3 separate regions of the Homo sapiens genome follow, and regions 2 and 3 are each linked to region 1. Evidence: chromatin contacts called from ENCODE Hi-C or POLR2A ChIA-PET data. All regions are on one chromosome and are shown on one strand. The core of a region is the stretch at or near the end of the contact, and the rest is flanking DNA. Distances in the headings are between cores, read along the strand shown.

Region 1 (2,898 bases), core at 256-2,755:
AATAAATAAATAAAATAACAATTTTCATTTAATGACTTTGTTCTTCATTCCCCCTGCTCTTGGGGGAGAATCCTACAAGAGCAAAAAAAAAAAGTATAAAATACGAAAAACGGCTTTTTCCATGTATGTAAATGTGATCAATAAAATACTCTGAAGCATAAGAAAATAATATGTCAGGATAAAAATCTGTGAAGGAAGTAGGAATAGTAATAAGAGTTCCAGGAGATAAAAAGAAAGATGTAAAATTCCTGAATGCCAATCAGCTTTTTCATAAATTTTAAAATGGATGATAGGGGCTACCAAATTGTCGATGTTACATTCCACTGGATCCATTTTAAAGTGTGAAGTCACAGTAGGTTTTAAATATCAATATTTACAATAAGCCAGAAACCACAGTTTTTGCAGCTACTTAACTTTTGAACTTCATTTTTTAAATGTGCTGGGGGTAGACAGTGGATAGCTTTACAAAATTCTGTTAGGGGTACATACATAAACAAGTAAGGCATGGGCCCTACCTGTCTGACGACACTCTCTCTGCTTTTTCCACTTCTCTAAGTTGGCCTCTAAACAGCACCTTCTCAGCACTTGGGTAATAATGACATCAAAAAGCAATGAAGGCCAGGTGCGGTGGCTCCTGTCTGTAATCCCAGCACTTTGGGAAGCTGAGGCAGGTGGATCATTTGAGGTCAGGAGTTCGAGACCAGCCTGGCCAACATGGTGAAACCATGTCTCTACTAAAATTACAAAAAAAATGAGCTGGGAGTGACGCTGCATGCCTGTAATCCCAGCTACTCAGGAAGCTGAGGCATGAGAATCACTTGAACCCCCGGGGAGGCGGAGGTTGCAGTGAGCCAAGATCGCACCACTGCACTCCAGCCTGGGTGACAGAGCAAGACTCTGTCTTAAAAAAAAAAAAAAAAAAAAAAAAGCAAAGAAGAAGTAAGCAACTCCCCCTCCTCCCATATCCTAGGAAGTACAGAGAAAACTATTCTATATGGGTTGAGCCCCTATTATGGGGCAGGTCCTATTTGGGGCATTGAATTCATCTGTCTTTATTGCTCTAATAGGGACACTATCACTCCCATTTTACTGATGAGGAAATGGAGGCTCAGAGGAACACATAAGCTGTTTATGGACTTACAGCTGCTACAGCTTACAGCTGGTAAGCACCAGAGCCAGGATTCAGCCCAGCTCTGGCTTAATCCAAAGCCAGTGCTTCTCCATGATATCATCCATGCTGCCTCCAGAAATCAGAGCAGAATTAGGGGCCACCTTGGTTTTATTTTCTTTCTCTGATAAAAGTGAAGTAGGGCACAAGACCCTGCCCAGTTCTTTTCCTACAGGCCTTTGAACATTCCCCAGCAAAGTGAGAAGGGAAAGCTCAGGGCTACCTCCAGTGCTAGCGCAGAGGGCGGGAGTATCAGCTGGCTGGCTGGAGCTGGCCAAGCCCCTCCTCTCCTCCTCCTGCTTCCCCCTCCATCCAGGCTCCACCGGGAACCTGTCCCAGACGCCTACCCCGCCTGAGCCAGAGGAAGGGAGGAAAACAATAGCAAAAACCAGGACCCTTCGGACTTGCCGCTGAATGGGGATTTTCGTCGGATGTTGAGTTTACCTGGAATGCCCCGGTGTTATTTTGGGAAGGCAGACATCCCACGGAAACAATGAAGTGGAAAAGAAAACAGCTAAAGCAAAATCTAGAGCCCAGTTTTTGCCAAACCAGCCCCACGTGGGCTGGGCAGGCTCTGGAAGCCCAAGTCAGGCCGATGAAGAGCGGCTGAGGCCGTGGGGATCTGGTTTACCAGGAGGGCACATGGAGGATGCAAGAAAAGGAAGAGCCGTATTCAAGTCCCCACTTCAGTGATGAGGCAGAAAGACCCTGCGCCTGACCACGTGGGAACAGCCTGCAGTGAGCGGTGACGCCGCCTGGCTTGAGCTAAGTGCTGGGCTCCACCATTCATTGGCTGAGTGACCTTAGGCAAGTCACTTAACCTCTCAGAGCTTCCTTATCCTCATGTAGAAGATGGAGGTGGGGCGCGGTGGCTCACGCCTGTAATCCCAACACTTTGGGAGGCCGAGGCGGGTGGATCACCTGAGGTCAGGGGTTCAAGACCAGCCTGGGCAACATGGCAAAACCCCATCTCTACAAAAAATACAAAAATTAGCCCGACGTGATGGTGCGTGCCTGCAGTCCCAGCTACTTGGCAGGGCGAGGTGGGAGGATCACTTCAGCCGGGGAGGCAGAGGCTGCAGTGAGGCATGATTGCACCACTGCATTCCAGCCTGGTCAATAGAGCGGGACCCTGTCTCAAAAAAAAAAAAAAAAAAAAAAAAAGGCAGTGGGAGTGGGAGTGATTTGCTTTAAAGGAACAGAGGAAAGATAAAATATATCTCTATATAATTATATACATTATATATAATATATTTACATATTTTATATATATAAATATATATATATATGTCCTTAGATATAGGTGTATATTTTCATATATAATTGATGAGAATTATAGATTATAGAGAGCAGTCATCTGGGAAAAAGTTTACAAACTGCTATCAGGCACTGGAGAGAATTTACTCAGGAGAAAAGGCCTAGGGAAGAAGGAAAGAGATAAAGTCCACTGAGCTAGCAGGGGCTGAAAAGGGAGAAGATCCTTCGAAGCTCCCTGTGCATGGTTTGACTTTGGTTTGCAGCACCAGCTCCTCCCATGCATAATATTACATAGTATTCTGGCTCTCTATGGCCCCTGCAAGACATAATTTATTTTTAGGGATTTATTGAGAATCTGTTGAATGCATTGCACCACGCCAGCATGGCAGGGAATCAGGAGCTAAGTCAAAAGGGTCCCCAAGAGCTGCTTCCTGGCTGTCACCAAGTCCTCAAGCCGCTGAGCTCACCTTTTC
Region 2 (2,898 bases), core at 204-2,703, 240 kb after region 1:
GGATGAAAACATCAAAGAGGCAGCAATTACAGAAAATGGGAATGTTAGATGTCACAGAGTATGATGGAATATGCCTGAGAATTCTCACCTTTTATGCAGCCTTAAGTTCCATTGGCTAATAGCTTGTAACATTTACATAAATTGAAGCAGATTGCTATTCTTTTATAAAGGTCATCCTCTTTTATGACTTCAGAACTTTTAATAATTCAGATCTTTGTATTCTGCTGACCATTTTTCTGCACTATAAACCAGTTCATTTTATTTTATACTCTAATTAGCTCTTTATTTAAAGTGTTTTTATTTAAAGTGTTGGCACACAAGTTTAAGATAAGCTAAATTAGCCAACACATATAACTAGCTATTGGGTATTAATCAAAAGGATGATAGTATGGCTTACTGTTAAAATAAAACTCAGTATTTAGATCTTAATTTGCAATTTGAGGAGCTAAACCAGAAGTTTCTCAGATGCATCTATTGCCTCTTTTGCTATCTTGGGAATAGAGATAGGTAGCAATTACAAGTCAAATTTCATTTCTGTAAACTTTAAGATCATGGGTTTCGTTGTTTCATTAAAGTGCCATCCAAAAATAGTGTTCTACATCACCACAATAGCAGTGTTGTCCTCTGGCTGCCATTGTCCTTACCCAAGGCCTAAAAAGCACATACTTGATTTTTTTTTCTGTTTCAGTATTTTAGTCCATCCACTTGTAAACAGATTTCCCACCACAACCCCCAATGCAGTTTCTGTCTGGCAAGATAATGCTGAAACATCATACTCTCACCTTGGGGAAGGGTGGTTGGAAAAGATAAAACCCTTAGCTTCCAGGTCCATCTGCTGAAATTGTCCGAATTTGGCCAGTGTATTATATTAAGTGATAGCAAATGGAGAGAAAAGAAGAAAATGAATCTTGACGAGTGAGCTGCCATCATTTCTGTGGCAGTCTTTACCAATACTGTTAAATTTCTACCCATTGGATTTTTCAGGCTTCTAATTATTGGTATGTATATTATATGTGGTGTTTGTGTAGCCACTCAGGATTTTAAATTTGCTTTGGTTTGGTTTTTTTCATGTTGAATTAGGTGGGAATGTTTGAAATAAACAAGAAGATAAGGGAAGGGCTCTTTTCTTTCCTTTTAAGTTCCAGGATACATATGCAGAACGTGCAGGTTTGTTACTTAGGGATACGTGTGCCAAAGTGGTTTGCCGCACCTGTTGACCCTTCCTCTAACTTCCCTCCCCTCGCCCCCCACCTCTCAGCAGGCCCTGGTGTGTGTTGTTCCCCTCCCTGTGTCCATGTGTTCTCATTGTTCAACTCCCACCTATGAGTGAGAACATGCAGTGTTTGTTTTTATTTCTATTTGTGGCCATCTTCTTGGATCCCGTCAGCCAAACTGGTCTTTTCTTTTTCTGAATCCGTGTAGCAGTTTAACTGTATGTCTATTAAGATTCCTCAGTGTTGTAGTTACATGCGTGAACCTCTCTTCTCTACCCTGTTAGCCTGTTGACTACCCTGTTCTTGCTTCCTTTTTTTACCCGCACTCAATGCATCTAGCCAAAAATAGCTTTGTTGTTGTTGCAGTTGTTCTTAACTGTTCTGGCTGGCTGAATCACATTTAGAATGGCTTTAATAATAAGGAAGGCTTCTTGTTGACTTTAATGAATTCATTCAAGATATAATGTGTATGGTAGGTACAGATGTCACAGTCTTAAAGAGGGTTAAAGAATATCACTGCTTTGTATGGTATAGAGCTTGATGGTGTATGGCCACACTCTGACAATATCCTGGAAGGTTCTCTGGATTTCTTGCTGTAATTCTTTCTAGTTTATTGTCTGTGTATAATTAGACAGTGCTTTCTAAGTAGCAAAACTTGGTTGTAGATACTGATGCAGCTTAGCAAAAAATGTTCTATGATGGCAGTTAGTCCAACTTTTATCTTCTTCAGGGCCATCAGGCCTCTGTAATAATTAGAATCCATAAAAACTGGCTATATTCTAGACTAATATAAAAGTTTTATGTTCTTCAGTGATGTCTCAAGCACATCATAAAGCATCAGTGATCTTTCCAACAATGTTCCTTTGTGCCGGTGATTTGGGTGATCGGAAAAGTTTGCCAGTGGAAGAACCACTTGCTGCCCTGATAAGGAACCAATATTACTATATTTCAAAAAAAAAAAAAAAAAAAAACCCTCTAGGCTTACCTAAAGGACATGAGTAGAGGTAAGGTTTTATATATCAGAGTGATGTTGTAGCCAAGTTACAGTCTCTATGGGGTAAATGAGAAATAATCTTGATCATCACGATGATGGGCTCATTTTTCAAACTACCTCTGTGTTGACCATGCTATCTGCCTTATTGCCTTCATTAAAACATAGCTGTCTCCTGACTCCATGCCTCTTCCTTGTTTCCCTCTCAAGCGCTGTTCATTTTCTCATATCTCACTACCATATAATGTTCTTAATTTACCTCTGATTTATCCATCCTCGGTAAAAAAAAATACCGAGTCAAAAAACATTTTTTTGAGCCTTTTGTCATCTAAATATAGCAACTTTTACCTCTCTCAGAAATCAGTCAACCCTTCACTACATCCTCTGCCTCAGCCTTCATTTCACTGGAGAGGGGAGACTTAGCACCTGGCTCAGTCTTCCATTCCCTCTCTAGTCTAGCCACATTCTTAGGTAAGTTCACCGTCTGCATGATAACTCATGCCAGTTCCATGATCTCCTCATTATTCACACTACTTCATAGTTTGGATCTTGTCTTCAGGAATTGCTCCACCTGTTAAACGTTAAATTGCAACATCTCACTCTCTAGGCTGTTTTTACTCTCATTAAGATCTCTCTTCCCTTAATACCCTTATGCTTTTTCCCTATCCATAATCATCCTTCTGTGTTCATGCT
Region 3 (2,898 bases), core at 275-2,774, 160 kb after region 1:
CATGCCACCATGCCTGGCTAATTTTTGTATTTTTAGTAGAGTGGGGTTTTGCATGTTGGTCAGGCTGGTCTCAAACTCCTGACCTCGAATGATCCACCCGCCTTGGCCTTTCAAAGTGCTGGGATTCCAGGCATAAGCCACGACGCCCAACAAAGCAGAGTGCTATATGACAGATAAAATCAGTGTCATCAGCTGATGTGGAAGCCAAATGTGGCAGGGAGAGCAGGAATTTTATTAGCACATGGTCAAGAAGCCAAGTACAGATTAGGATTTGTGCCAGGTTCACCTGGACACTCTATTCTTGACTCAAACAGATGGTTTGTTTAGTAGCAAGGATTTTGGTGATAACAACTTTCAGAGAGTCTTCCTTTTGTGCCATCCTCTCAGAATTTGGACCGAATGCCTTCTCTATCTAATGTATAGTTGTCACCCTGAAATCTCCCTTTCAGGATCATCCTTCTTGACCTCTCATCTATGATGATCTCTTACTTGCTGTATTTCAGATCTCCCTTAGTCTTTGTTTACTTCTTTTAGTGGAGCCCATTTTCCAGTAGCTTCTTTTTAAAAGATTGTATGGGAAGTCACTTTTACACCTGGCATGTCTGACAGTGTTTTTCTACCAACTACTCTAACACTTGCTACAGGGACGGGTTGGAAATAATTTTCTTTAGAATCTTAAAGTTTTTGTTCTGTTTTTGTCTTGCTCCTGGTATTGGCTGCTGAGATGTTCAAAGCTGGTCTAATTTTTAATCCTTTGTATGTAACCTGTTTTTTCCTTTCTAGAAGGTTTGTGGAACGTTCTTTGTCTCCACTCTTCTGTAAGTTACAGTGGTATTCCTTGGTGAACATCTGTTTTCATCCATTATCTTTGCTATTAGTAGGCTCTGTTAATGTGGAATGTCATTTTCTCCGGTTCCGGGGAATTTTTTTGAGATTGTTGTTGCTGATTTCCCCCTCTCCAATTTCTCACAACTCTTTTTGGCCCTTGTATTACTGGCATATGGGACCTCGTGTCTTGGCCCTTTCATATATTCTTTCTGCTTTCCATCTCTTTATCTTCTGCTGGGCTTTTTGGGAGATTTTTTCTCAACTTTATTTTCTAACTCTTTGGTCGTGTATAATTTTTGCTAATCATTTTTGCTGTTTTAAACTTTCAGTAGCTCTTTTATTCTCTGGATATTTCCTTTCTTCATTTTATTTTCCCACAAGAACATGTTATTGTTTCCTGATTGCAGTATTTATTGTCTTTTTGAAAATGTTAAAGATAGTTTTCTTTGAAGTTTTCTTTTCCCCTGAATAGTTTATTTCCTTCAAGTATACTTTTTTTTCTGTTTAATTTAGTCTCTAATGTCATGTTAGAGTGTTTGCTCAGAAGTCTCATTATCTGTTCCTAATAAAAAATGGGTGATTTAGAAAGCCAGTAGAGGCTTGCACGTAGGTGAGGCTTGTGAACTTTGGGCTTTACTGAGGGGTGATTTATGTGGGCTGTTTATTAGGGAATCCCTCAATGTTTCTGTATTTTCGAACTCCTGACCTCAAGTGATCTGACCGCCTCGGCCTCCCAAAGTGCTAGGATTACAGGCATGAGTCACCGCGCCTGGCCTGTTTCTGTATTTTTGTCTTTCCTCATAGCCTGGTCAGACATCCCAGAGAGTACACTCCTGTCTTCTGCCTAGGACTGTGCTGTTCAATACTGTGGCCACTACCCACATGTAGCTATTTAAATTGAAATATAATTAAGTTAAAAATTCATTTCTTCAATGGCACTAGCCACATTTCAGATGCTCAATAGCTACATGTAGCTAATGGCTGCAGTTTTGGACAGCATAACTAGGGAACATTTCCATCATTGCAGAATATTCTATAGGACAACTGGCATAGGACCAAAGATCTTGTTGCCAGCCATCTGAGAGCTCATCCAGGGAAGATGGTCTGAGGTTTTAGCATTCAGGATTCAGCATGTATATGGTCACTTAATCCCACTGTTCTTAGAGTGGTGACCATGCCCTAAACTGTGCATTTCCTAATTGGGAAACTCTGTTTTACCTTCTCTAGAGAATAGACATGCAAGTTTATGCTGCGGTAGGAGAGGGACAGTTACCCAGAGGTGCAGAGAGAGAAGGGAATCTAGGAATCCACCTGCCCCTCACTCATTACCTAATCCTCTTTATTTTGGCAAACTGCCATTCATCTCCATTTGCATCCAGCAGTACCTGATGCTTCCGCCTCCTAGGCCTTAGGAGGATTCTGTGGGTTTGTTTTCAACTTTTTCCTCTGCTGGCTTACACTTTGTCTTTGCAGGTCAGCCAGGATAGTCAACATTTGGCTTTCTGCTTTCCAGCTTTTAAAATGTTGTTCTTTTTTTGGTTATTCTTTGTAGGTGTGGGATTTTTAGTGTGTTTTTTGAGAGAGCACAATTAGATATTTCATCTTAATATGAAACTCTTCAGACCTTTTTAGTTTTGTTTTTAGTTTTTTGGAATTCTTATTTTATTTCATGACACATTTGTTTTTATCAAAATTAATAAATTTATGTAAGCAAAAATAGAAAAAATTAACCACTGTATAATGTATATATAAAAGGTTATCATATTCTAGATAATGCTTTGTAACTCCTCATTTTCCTTATGTTGATATTGTTCTGCTGGATGTCTTCTCTTTGCCCTCTGGACACGCTCTCCATTCTTTTCTTTTGTCTGCCTCAAGAGACCCAGGGGGCACACTTTTCTCTTATTTCCAGTTGGGTGAGGTCAAGGGGAAGGAAGCCCTCGAAGGAGATAAAAGGGTGGATGGAGATTAAGGAGAGGATATTTATCTCCAGATAGCCTCTTTGTGGCATAATCTTGAGTTTACTATGCCCCTCTGTTGAAATCAGACCTATTAATACACCTAGAAATA

What was found. Hi-C counts contacts between places; a loop is a spot of excess contacts on that map. ChIA-PET counts read pairs that join two places held with the same protein, here RNA polymerase II (POLR2A). Pooled maps may share reads with other maps.
Region 2: a map of cardiac septum shows a loop between it and region 1 (2.9-fold over the local background). The contact joins the enhancer-like site here to the promoter of LINC01936 in region 1. A Hi-C loop is called at or near these places in 1 of 168 maps with a recorded cell type or tissue (cardiac septum), 2 of 37 single-sample maps with no recorded cell type and 3 of 50 pooled maps. POLR2A ChIA-PET finds 5 or more read pairs at or near these places in 3 of 52 experiments (WTC11, activated CD4-positive, alpha-beta T cell and activated T-cell).
Region 3: a map of cardiac septum shows a loop between it and region 1 (3-fold over the local background). The contact joins the enhancer-like site here to the promoter of LINC01936 in region 1. A Hi-C loop is called at or near these places in 4 of 168 maps with a recorded cell type or tissue (Right ventricle myocardium inferior, cardiac septum, heart left ventricle and 1 more) and 10 of 50 pooled maps. POLR2A ChIA-PET finds 5 or more read pairs at or near these places in 1 of 52 experiments (activated T-cell).

The regions. Positions count from the first base shown.
Region 1 is chr2:30,345,141-30,348,038 of GRCh38, forward strand. It overlaps LINC01936 (long intergenic non-protein coding RNA 1936), which reads left to right and starts at 1,506. Exons shown (of 2, transcript NR_122048.1): 1 at 1,506-1,975.
Region 2 is chr2:30,582,783-30,585,680 of GRCh38, forward strand. All of the region lies in intron 5 of LCLAT1 (lysocardiolipin acyltransferase 1), which reads left to right. Among named protein-coding and RNA genes, the nearest start is that of LCLAT1, 140 kb to the left of the region's middle. Within about 2 kb of position 1,454, at least 2 of the 41 ENCODE cell types and tissues checked have a DNase peak (open chromatin) inside an H3K27ac peak, as active enhancers do.
Region 3 is chr2:30,509,712-30,512,609 of GRCh38, forward strand. The region is part of intron 1 of LCLAT1 (lysocardiolipin acyltransferase 1); the gene reads left to right. Among named protein-coding and RNA genes, the nearest start is that of LCLAT1, 64 kb to the left of the region's middle. Within about 2 kb of position 1,525, at least 11 of the 41 ENCODE cell types and tissues checked have a DNase peak (open chromatin) inside an H3K27ac peak, as active enhancers do; they include heart left ventricle and heart right ventricle, where a contact is called at or near this core.